Linked DNA regions of Homo sapiens: region 2 is linked to region 1. Evidence: chromatin loops called from intact Hi-C (ENCODE). Cell type or tissue: mucosa of descending colon. All regions are shown on one strand. Links, peaks and the distances in the headings refer to the core of each region. The heading gives the core; the rest is flanking DNA. Region 1 overlaps CORO2B (coronin 2B). Region 2 has its middle 26 kb from the start of MIR4312.

Region 1 (5,375 bases), core at 321-5,320:
CCAAATCCAAAAATCCAAAATCCAAAAGACTCCAAATCCAAAACTTTTTGAGCACTGACATAACACCCAAAGGAAATGCTCATTGGAACATTTCAGATTTTGGATTTGGGGATGTGGGAAGCTCAACTAGTAGGTATAATGTGAATATTCTGACATCGGAAACAATCCAAAATCTGAAACACTTCTGGGCCCAAGCACTTCAGATAAGGGCTACTCAACCTGTACCACTACAAATAAGAATAATGAGAGTTGCTTAGCATGATTAGTGTTAACTGACATCTGCTAAGAGCTCACTGTGTGGCCTGCACTGTGCCCGGGGCTCTGCACATCATCTCATTTAATCCTCAGGACAACCCTCTCAGCTGGGTGCTGTTACTCCTCTCATGTGATACGTGAGAACACTTAACCTTAGCGAAGTTGGGAGACTCGAATCTCACAGTTCCAGGAGGAGCTAGGATTCAAACCCAGAGCCCATGCCAAGCAGAAAGAATGTTTATGAACAGAGAACCCCCACCTCCAATTCCCAAATGGGGCCATGAGCCCAGGGAAGGTGAAGGTCTTCTCTTGGGCTACACTTTTTTGGTGGAGCTAGAACTAGAGTTCAGAGTGTGTGACGCCAGCCTGAATATGTGCACTGCCCCATTGGCCTCTTTTCTGACTTGCTGCCAACTTACCTGATGCCGAGGACTGTTGTGTGTTAGGAGGAAATCAAGTGTCACGAGCCAGTGGGCAGGAAAGGAGGCCCAAGACAGCTCAGTTAAGGAGGCACTCCCTGATGAGGCAAGCTGTGAAGCAGTGATGGGCATGAGTCTCTTGTCCTCCTGAGCCTCAGTTTCCTCACCCTCAAAATGGGGATAATGATTTCTTCCGATAGATATTGTTATGGGGATGAAAAGCAATGCCCCTGGTGAGAGCTCCTGAAGTGGTGTAGCCCCCAACTGGACTTGGTGGACGTTGGCTCCCCTCTCGCTCCCTGTTCCCCACATTCTCTGGGAAATGGCAGAGAAGGCATCTGTGGAGCCATTGCTGCACAGTGCTTAGAACAGTGTCCTATGGCTGCTGTAACAAATGCCCACAAACTAGGTGGCTGAAAACAACAGAAATGTATTCTCTCACCATTCCAGAGGCCAGATGTCCCACATCAAGGTGTCAGCAGGACTGTACTCCCTACAGATGCTCTAGGAGAAAACCCATTCCTTGCCTCTTCTGGGGGTTGCCGGCTCCCGTGGCTGGTGGCCACATCACTCCAGTCTCTGCCTCCAGGGTCACACACCTTCTCCCCTGTGTGTCTCTGTAATCTTACCTCTCTCCCACAAGGACACTCATGATGGCATCCAGGATCCACCTGGATAATCCAGGGTAATCTCATCTCCAAATCCTTAGCTTAACCACATCTGCAAGGACCCTTTTCCAAATAAGGAAATAATTGCAGGGGCCAGGGCTGAGGACATGGGTGTATCTTTTCGGGACCACCATTCATGCCACTGCAGAACCCACATGTTGGGGACCCTGGCTCACCACCTCCCTCTGTTCCTACTAGGAGGCCAACTGCAAAAACCACAGAGTGAACCGGGTGGTGTTCCTGGGGAACATGAAGCGGCTCCTCACGACAGGGGTCTCCAGGTGGAACACAAGACAGATTGCCCTCTGGGACCAGGTCAGCCACGGGGAGGCCTGCTGGGTTTGGGCTAAAGGAAGCATCGTTGCCTCGGAGGTCACTTCCTCAGAAAGTCAGGAGCCTGGGCCCGCACACCAGCTTCTCATAGCATTCCCAGTGGAGAAATCAGACAGAGACCCCCAGAGGCCGAGCTTGGGTACAGAGGCTTCAAGGAACAATGTCGGCCACACCTGCAAGATGTTCACCCTCTTTTTCCAGAGTGGGGGCTGAGCTCCAGAGAGATTGAGAGACTTACCTGGGGACACATAGCAAGTAGCAGGTTTGGGGACAATGAGAACAAGTCCCTTGCCTCCTGTTTGTAAGACCCTTTCCACTGCCCCTGGCTGCTTTTCGTGACAAGAAAGTCAGTCTTGCCACCACCCATAGGACGGGCTTTTTAACATCTAGGGGAGGTCTTAACATAAAGTAGTTGCCATCCTAAGAGGCCTTCCTGGGATTTGGGGAGGGGTATGCCATCCTGCCTGCAGAGAGGCTGAGACCAGCTCTTCTCCCTCAGGAGGACCTCTCCATGCCCCTGATCGAAGAGGAAATTGATGGGCTCTCTGGCCTCCTGTTCCCCTTCTATGATGCTGACACCCACATGCTCTACCTGGCTGGAAAGGTAGTAGGAGGTGGGGGAGGGCCCGGGGCAGCCTGTGGGAGAGCCCTACCCTCAATGCACCCCTGCACCTGCCCCACCCCCTGGAGAGTAGCCAGCCTAACCTTCCAAGTTCCTGGGCCTCACCTTTCCCATCCACACCTGCCCTCAAGTCTGACACCCATTCTTACTCAAGTGTCTGCTACCAAGAATTCCTTCAAAGGTGAGCTGGAGCGGGCTTTTACATTGGAATAAAGATCAGAGCCTGCAGTGTAGTCAGTGATGAATGATGGAATTTGAGATACCCGCCAGGAGATCCTTGGTGAATACAGCCTTGTTTGTCAGAAAGGCTGTCTACACACACACACTCACATCAGCCCATCCACCTCCACCTCTCCACCCGCAGTGAGTCCCCTGTGGTGCACCCACTAGGAGCCTAGAAGCCAGGTTTCCTTGGTTTTTTTAACTGCCCATGAGGCACAGGGGAGAGCTGTCTTCAGCTGGCTCCTGGGACCAGGCCCTGCTCTGCCCTCCCTACCTGCCACCTTCCTCAACTCCATCTCTCCTGACCCCAGGGTGATGGAAACATCCGGTACTACGAGATCAGCACTGAGAAGCCCTACCTGAGTTACCTCATGGAGTTCCGCTCCCCAGCCCCGCAGAAAGGCCTAGGTAAGTGGCCCCGAGGCTGCCACAGCTGGTGTGCTCATGGCACGGGAGGACATCTGGCCCATGGGTCACCCCCTCCCTTAAGTGGAAAATCAGACTCAGAAGGCCATAGCACATGGGCAAGTTGGAACAGAACCTGCAAGAGCTGGCCCTGCTGCAGCTGTCACTGCCCACTGGACCGGCGCTGTCACCCCACTGTGCTCACATCCACCATCAGCGGCAGCTTGCCAGCATGTGCTCTGCGTCTGCACTCCTGATCGCAGATGGGGAGCCTGAAGCCCACAGTGGCTATGATGATGGTGGGAAGTGGTCCCGTAACTAGAGGTCAGAGTGGGGTCTAGGCACAAGTCCCTTCCTGAGCCTCTAGGAAGCCGTGACTCCCAGATCCCAGCAGCAGCTCTGTCTGCCTGATAGGGCAGGAAGAAGTTCCAGGTGTTCCCGTGACTGCAGCCCCAAGCTCCCTAGGCTCTCAGGCAGAAACCCAGAGAGGGCTCTGGGATTGACAGGGTGTAGTGAGTGAGACCCCACATTCTCCCACCACTAAAAGTCTTACAACCAATTTTCCTTCCTTTCAACTAACCTGGTAATGCATATGATTCAGCAATTCTATATTTCGGGTCCAAATCACCCAATGAAACACCTATTTTCAGGGACCTCCCGTTCCCACCTCTGCGGGTGATCCTCTTTGGAGCTTGAGTCTAGCTTGCTTTCCCTGTGGGTCTGGTATTATGGACAGGGCCTGAGGGCCAGCTTCAGGAACATCGGGGCTGAAAGGGCCTGAGAGCCCACTCCAGTGACCAACAGCAAAATGGAAACCAAAAGATGTCCGAAGTCCTAATCACCATTCCATCAACTTTACTCTTCCCCAACTCTGTCATCCCCACCTCCTTCACTGTCACTCCTGCATCAAATAGTATAAAAATCAGCCTGGACTTTGGAGTCAGACCTGGGTTTACATTCTGGCTCAGCTGTGCACTTAATCCCTCTAAGTCTCAGTTTCCTCATCTGTAAAATGTGGATAATCAAACCTTCCTTGAATGGCTAATGTAAGGCTTAGAGACCACATGTGCAAGGCACCTGGCAGAGCACTTGACTCCTCCTGCTCCTTCACATAGTTGTTCAACAAACAGTTATTGACCTCCAGCTGTGTACCAGACCCTGCGCGAAGTCCAGTGGCAAATAAAACAGAACATGGCCTTACTCTCATGGAGATCACATTCCACTGAGCAGGAGACAGGCAATAAACAAATAAGAAAAATATTGGATGGGAATGAGTTCTAGGCAGAGAGTCAAATGGTGTGCTAGAACAGAAAGTGACTGGGGGCTACTTCACCCCGGTGGTCAGGGAAGGCCTCTCTGTGATGATGGTATTTTAAGTTGAGCTCTGAAAGATGGGAAGGAGAAAGAGCAGTCCCAGCAGGGGGAATGGTTAGTGCAAAGCCTCTGTGGCCAGAATGAGCCTGGCATGTTCTAGGAGCAGAAGGGAGGTCAGTGTGGCTGAGCGTGGTGTAGACTCTGTGATGTAGCAGGAGATGGGGGGAGGATGTTAGGAGACCATCGGAGAGGGGGGCAGGGGCTAAATCCATGGGATGCATTAGCCTGGGAAAGGAGTTTGCATTTGATAAGGAAATCATTATGGGGAGGGTTCTTTTTCTTGAGTGGGACATGAGACAACATGATGGGATCCGAAATGTTAGTTAAGATTGCTCTGGCAGCCAGGTGTGGTGGCTCAAGCCTGTAATCCTAGCAGTTTGGGAGGCCGAGGCAGGTGGATCACCTGAGGTCAGGAGTTCGAGACCAGTCTGGCCAATATGGTGAAACCCTGTCTCTAAACCCTGTCACCAAAAATACAAAAAGTACCTGGGTGTGGTGATACACCCCTGTAATCCCAGCTACTTGGGAGGCTAAGGCAGGAGAATCGCTTGAACCCGGGAGGCAGAGGTTGCGGTGAGCTAAGATCACACCACTGCACTCCAACCTGGGCAACAGAGCCAGACTCTGTCAAAAAAAAAAAAAAAGATTTCTCTGGCTTCAGTAGAGAGAATGGATTTGGGAGGGGCAGGAGGAAGACAGGGAAACCAGTTAGGAAGAAGTTGCAGACTTTTAGGCAAGAGAGAATAATAGGTGGGGAGAAGGAAGACGGGGAGAACAGTGTGAATCCAGATGTTTAGAAAGTAATGTCAGCAGGACTTGCTAAGGTATCGGATATGGAGGGGTGGAGAGGAAAGAAGCAGGAAGGGCTCAGAATGACTCACTTCATCCTCATCCTCATCCTCCTCACCTGTGACCACTATTGAGCATTTGCTGTGATGTAGGCACTTCTTGTAGACTCAGAAAAGTTAAGCAACTCACCTGAGGCAGGTCTTATCTGCTAAGTAGCAGAAGAAGAACTCAGACCGAATCTGCTGGCTCTTAATCCCATTTGGGAAACCATTTCACCCCTTACCTCCA
Region 2 (5,375 bases), core at 376-5,375, 61 kb after region 1:
TTGAGGAAACAGCTCCATACTTTAGACCAGGAAGCTACGGGTTCTAATACCATTTGGTGCCTTCCTGGCTGTGTGACCTTGAGCAACTTAACATAATGTCTCTGAACATCCGTTTCTTCATCTGGAAAGTGGAAATCATTAATAGCTACTTCAAGTAGAATTCTGCTGTGAGAATTAAATGAGATCACATGTGTCAAGCTCTGGGCACATAAAGGGCACTCAATACAGATTGGTTTTATCTGTACTTCCTTATTGAGCCAGTTGGATTACCCAGGCAATTGTAGGTGTGTATAGACCAGGCTATCGGTCTACACTTTGAGACCTCAGAAAGTCTTTTTGCAAATTCTCTATCAAAACACTCCTGCCTCACTAGAGAGGCCACTATTTCTCCCACATTGACCCTTCCTACTGCCACTGCAGAGTTTTGGCAGGGGAATGCTTTATTTTGTGTTCAAAATAGATGTAACTATAGGCCCCAGGGCAATGAGGGAAATAATACAACAAACTATCGACTAAGACTGTCAAAGTCATTTAGTCCGCATCACTGTTTTTATAGGACACAGAGGTGACTTGGCGACTACCCAGCTAGTTAGTTTCAGAGCTAGGATGAGAATCCAGGTCTCCTGACTCCTGAGTGCCTCACCAAAATGTGTAACACCTGCAGAAGGCCATCAGCAAGATTTAGGATACTCCCAGAGGGCAAATCCATTGCTTTTTATAACCAAGATAGTCCATGGAATGTATCATGACTGTGGTGGTTGAAACAAAGAAATTATTTAATGGATACAATGTATATTGTTCAGGTGATGGTTACACTAAAGGCCCAGACTTCACCACTATGTAATACATCCATGGAACAAAACTGCACTTGTACCCCTTACATTTATAAACAAACAAACAAAAACAACAGAGTGGATTTTGCTAATCTAAATTTTTAAAGGGAAGGGAGGAAAACTTCCAAGAAGCTTGTCTTAATTACCAAGGGCCATCGAAAATTTTGTTTTCTCCTTGTTACAGAAAATATTTGGGTTGCCTGGGATTCTTTACCATACTTAAAAAAAAAAATAGAAATTTTCACTTTCCACTGCTCTTTCCCATCTGGTATGGTTTGGATATGTGTCCCCTCCAAATCTCATGTTGAAATGTGATCCCCATTGTTAGCGGTGGGGCCTGATGGGAGGTGTTTGGATGGGGCAGATCCCTCATGAGTGGCTTAGTGCCATCCCCATGGTAATGAGTGAGTTCTTGCTCTGAGTTCACTCAGAGATCTGGTTGTTTAGAAGAGCACAGCACCTCCCCCTTCTCTCTCTTGCTCCTTTACTTGCCATGTGACGGGCCTGTTCCTGTTTCGCCTCCACCATGAGTCAAAGTTCCCTGAGGACTCACCAGAAGCCAAGCAGATACCAGGACCACACTTCCTGTACAGCCTGCAGAACCATGAGCCAATTAAAACTCTTTATAAATAACCCAGCCTCAGGTACTTCTTTTCTTTTCTTTTTTTGAGATGGAGTCTTGCTTGCTCTGTCGCCCAGGCTGGAGTGCAGTGGTGCAATCATAGCTCACTGCAGTCATGACCTCCTAGGCTCAAATGATCCTCCCACCTCAGCCTCCCGAGTAGCCAGGACTACAGGTGCACATCACCACACCTAGCTAATTTTTGTATTCTTTGTAGAGACAGAGTCTCACCATGTTGCCTAGGCTGGTCTCTAACTCCTGGGCTCAAGAGATCTGCCTGCCTCAGCCTCCCAAAGTATTGCGATTACAGCTGTGAGCCCCCATACCCGGCCAGGCATTTCTTTAGAGTGAGGTAAGAACAGACTAACACACCATCTTTCCATCATCTCACAGCCTGTGAGATACACAGGTAGCTATTATCATCCCCTTTCTACAAGAGGTGTAAAAGATATGTGGATCCACATTTGAATTCTGCTTGCCACCTGTGTGATGTTGGGCAGGTCAGTTAACCTCTTTGAGCCTCACTTTTCTCAGTTTTAAATGAGTATGGCCATATTAGCTGTGGCTATTGAGTTTAATGCAGCATTTCCCAAACTTCCCTCATGATGAGAATCCTCTGGGCATTGTTAAAATCACAAATTCCTGGGCCCTAGTCCAGGGCTACTGAACTAGAATTCCCAGGGATGAGGCCTGGCAGTCTGACAGGCCCCAGAGATTATCAGGGAAATTTGGGAAACACTAGGTTGAGTTTTATAAAGCATTTACTGTTGTGTCTGGCACTAAGCAGCCAATATTGAGTATTTAGATGGGTTCAATCTTTGAAATGTGGATAATGATGATTACAGAATAGGGTTATGATGAAACACAAGAAAAATAATGTGTAGTCCCTGGCAAACAGTAAGTTCTAAGTATCTGTTGAAGTCCTCACTTCATTGCACTCATCGGGACTCCCAGGATGAGAGGGGATCACCTGGAGGTTCGCTGGTTCTCTGTCATGGCTCTATCCAAGGGCTATGCCTCCTCAACTCCAGGCCTCCATCCTCTAGCCCAGCACCTCCCACGGGAAGATTCTTGTTTTCTAGATTCCAGGGAGCAAGCCTCATTTGACCAATTTGGGTTTCAGGTCCTTCCTTGTACCAGTCACTGTGGTTAGGATTTGGACTAGGCTGACTGGCCAGGACAAAATAACTTGCTTACCTAAGACCCAGAGGGATGGGGGCCAGCCCATCTGAACTTCAGGAATGGAGAATGGTCCATATCCATGTGAGTCCTTCCAGTGGTCCCTTGGAGGTGTTGCTAGGCCAAGAAAAACGGATGGTTGGCAGGCAGCCCCACAGACGTTCCTTGCGTCAGCTCTCCAGTTCACAGTCAGCCAGCAGACTCCAGATGCCTCAGTGACTCCGGAGCTTCTGGCAATCTCTCCTCTGCTAGTGCGACCACGGCCAGGCTTGAGGGCCTCAGTCAGATGACCCAGCCTTTGACCTACCCTCATCTGTGCAACCATCTCCAGCCCCCTCCTTGGCCTGCTCACCCTTGGGCCAGCCTGTCCCAGGGGCCTATCCAAGGGCTGGACCAGGGACTTAGAGCTGCTGTTGTCCAAAGCTGCTTATTAGAGACCCACTGTGGGAATCCTTCCAACCATGAACAATGAGTTTCTAAACCAGGATAAAAACAGCCTTTGCAAGTCAGCAAATGAGACAAACTGAATTGCTCAACCCCCCTTCCCTCATTTGCCTGGTACTTTGAACACAGTGGCTAAGAACAAGGTCTCTGGAGTCAGAAGGATGTAGTTTTGAGGCCCTTCACTTACTAGCTGGGCTAGTTGTCTCACTTCTGAGCCTCGGTTTCCTCTGTGAAATCTATGAAGATTAGAGGAGGCAATGGATGGAAAGCACATGACACAGAGTAGCTCATAATCAAGAAGCATTGTCATTACTGTCCTCTCCAGGCACTGGTCTGCACCAGGAAATGTGCAGCCGTTCAGTGGTGATCAATGTCAGATAGGACAATGTCAAGGAGCCAAATCCACTGTGAATATCAAGAACCTATGATGCATTCCAAAGCCACATAGAACACATACATGGCCATGACACTCACTGTATCCTGTTCACTCAAGGCTCGGCTGTTTTCTTCCTGGAAGATACACTGCACTGTGTATCTTGTCGCTGCAGCTGGCCTCCCCCCACCCAAACAGTACAGCTGTGGGTGAGATGGTGCAGAAGCCCAGGGATGGGAGTCCTGGGTTCTAGGCTTGGCTGTCACTCCCTTGCACGGCCACCTTGGGCACGCCACTTGCCTTCTCTGGGCTTTGATTTCCTCTTTGGTCAAATAAGAGGGTTGCATGGGGTGACTTAGAAAAAGTTCTTCCCTCTCAAGGGTCTGTCCTGTGGCATTGACTAGCACACTGAGTGGTGAGACTTCCCTCGCTGAAGCCATGATGGTCAGGGTGAGGAACTACTGCAACACGCCTCACTCACACAAGTGGTCTGATCTGGGGAGCAGGAGTCAGGATGTGGGAGGCACTTATGGTACGGGCAAGAGGGCTGGCTCTGGAATCGCACACCTGGTTAATTCCTGATGGTGCTCTTCTTCCTGGCTGTATGGCCTTGGGCATTACCCTCTAAGCCACCTGTGTAGCAAGGGTAATAGCATCTACATAAGGTGGCTGTGATGATTCGGTGAGATTAATGAGACGCTGCATTTGAAGGAAAGGGCCTAGCCCATAGCAAGAGCTCAGGAAAAGCCAGCCCTGCCCCTCTCTCCTCTCCTTTGTCTGAGCTTTCTGTGCCACTAAGTTCCATGAATGAAAATAGCCCCAGATGGGCCTGGGTTTCATGCTGATTCCACTTCTTCCAAGTTACTTGACCTGTTTTCCTTATCTGTTAAATGGACATATGATCTTCCTCAAGGGCTGACGTGAATGCTTGGCATGATTAATACAGAAAGGGTTCTCCTCCCTGAGGCCCATTAACATCAACCCATTCACCACCTTCCATTTTTCCTTCCATTTTGTAGTTCTTTCTTTGTGAGACAAGTCCTCAGCCTGTCATCCAGGCTGGAGTGCAGTGGGGTGATCATGACCCACTGCAGCCTCGACTTCCCTTGCTCAAGTGATTTTCCTGCCTCAGCCTCCTGAGTAGCTGGGACTACAGGCGTGCACCACCACGCCTGGCTAATTTCTGTATTTTTTGTAGAGACAGGATCTCACTATGTTGCCTATGCTGGTCTCAAGCGATCTCCTGGACTCAAGCAATGCATCCGCCTTGGCCTCCCAAAGTGCTGGGATTATAGGCATGACCCACCGTGCCTGGCCTATAGTATTTATTGCTGTATCTGATACACCTGATCCTTAAAGACCCCATGGTGGGAAGTCAGGGCCAGAAAATCTGAGGCCAGACCACAGCATTTCTCAGTTTCACCCCACTCCCATGTTCTTTCACTCTGAGAGGCACAAGAACATGCCTGCCTAGTTCATTCTCACAGCCCAGATGCTTAGCACAGCACTTGGGCCAGAGGAGGTCACTTCTCCATCCCATGCTTGGAACCACAGGTAGCTTGCTTCAAAGGGCAGTAGGTGCCAGGGTACCACCCAGAGGGTGAGGTGGGTCACGGGCTCTTCTGGAAACACTTTACACTGCTGGAATCACACAACAACTATAAGACATTGTAAGGAACTAGGGCTTGTTGTGGGTTCAAGGCTGTATAGAATGAATACATAAGAATGAGTATATGTGTACGTGTATAAACAACCACAGTAAACTGGCTGAACTCTTCTGGAAAACATGGAACCTTGTACATGAGCCTCATAAATGTTTTTAGCTTTTGGTCCAATGACTCTACTACTTCTAAGAGTTTGTACTAAGAACTCCACAAAAAGTATAAATAAGTAGTAATATAACAATATCCACTACAGGGGTAAG

Evidence for each region. Hi-C counts contacts between places; a loop is a spot of excess contacts. Peaks named below come from ENCODE experiments on the same cell type or tissue, not always from the same donor. Only the 100,000 strongest peaks of a DNase experiment are listed, where the experiment ranks them.
Region 2: it touches region 1 in a loop (5-fold over the local background); 1 of 110 quality-filtered maps calls a loop at or near these places.

What each region holds. Positions count from the first base shown.
Region 1 is chr15:68,712,385-68,717,759 of GRCh38, forward strand. CORO2B (coronin 2B) reads left to right here. Exons shown (of 12, transcript NM_006091.5): 6 at 1,541-1,657; 7 at 2,175-2,279; 8 at 2,831-2,927. Among named protein-coding and RNA genes, the nearest start is that of MIR4312, 87 kb to the right of the region's middle. In mucosa of descending colon, for the core only: no CTCF peak of the experiment used is centred there; no DNase peak of the experiment used is centred there.
Region 2 is chr15:68,772,983-68,778,357 of GRCh38, forward strand. No RefSeq gene overlaps it. Among named protein-coding and RNA genes, the nearest start is that of MIR4312, 26 kb to the right of the region's middle. In mucosa of descending colon, for the core only: no CTCF peak of the experiment used is centred there; a DNase peak (open chromatin) is centred at 2,879.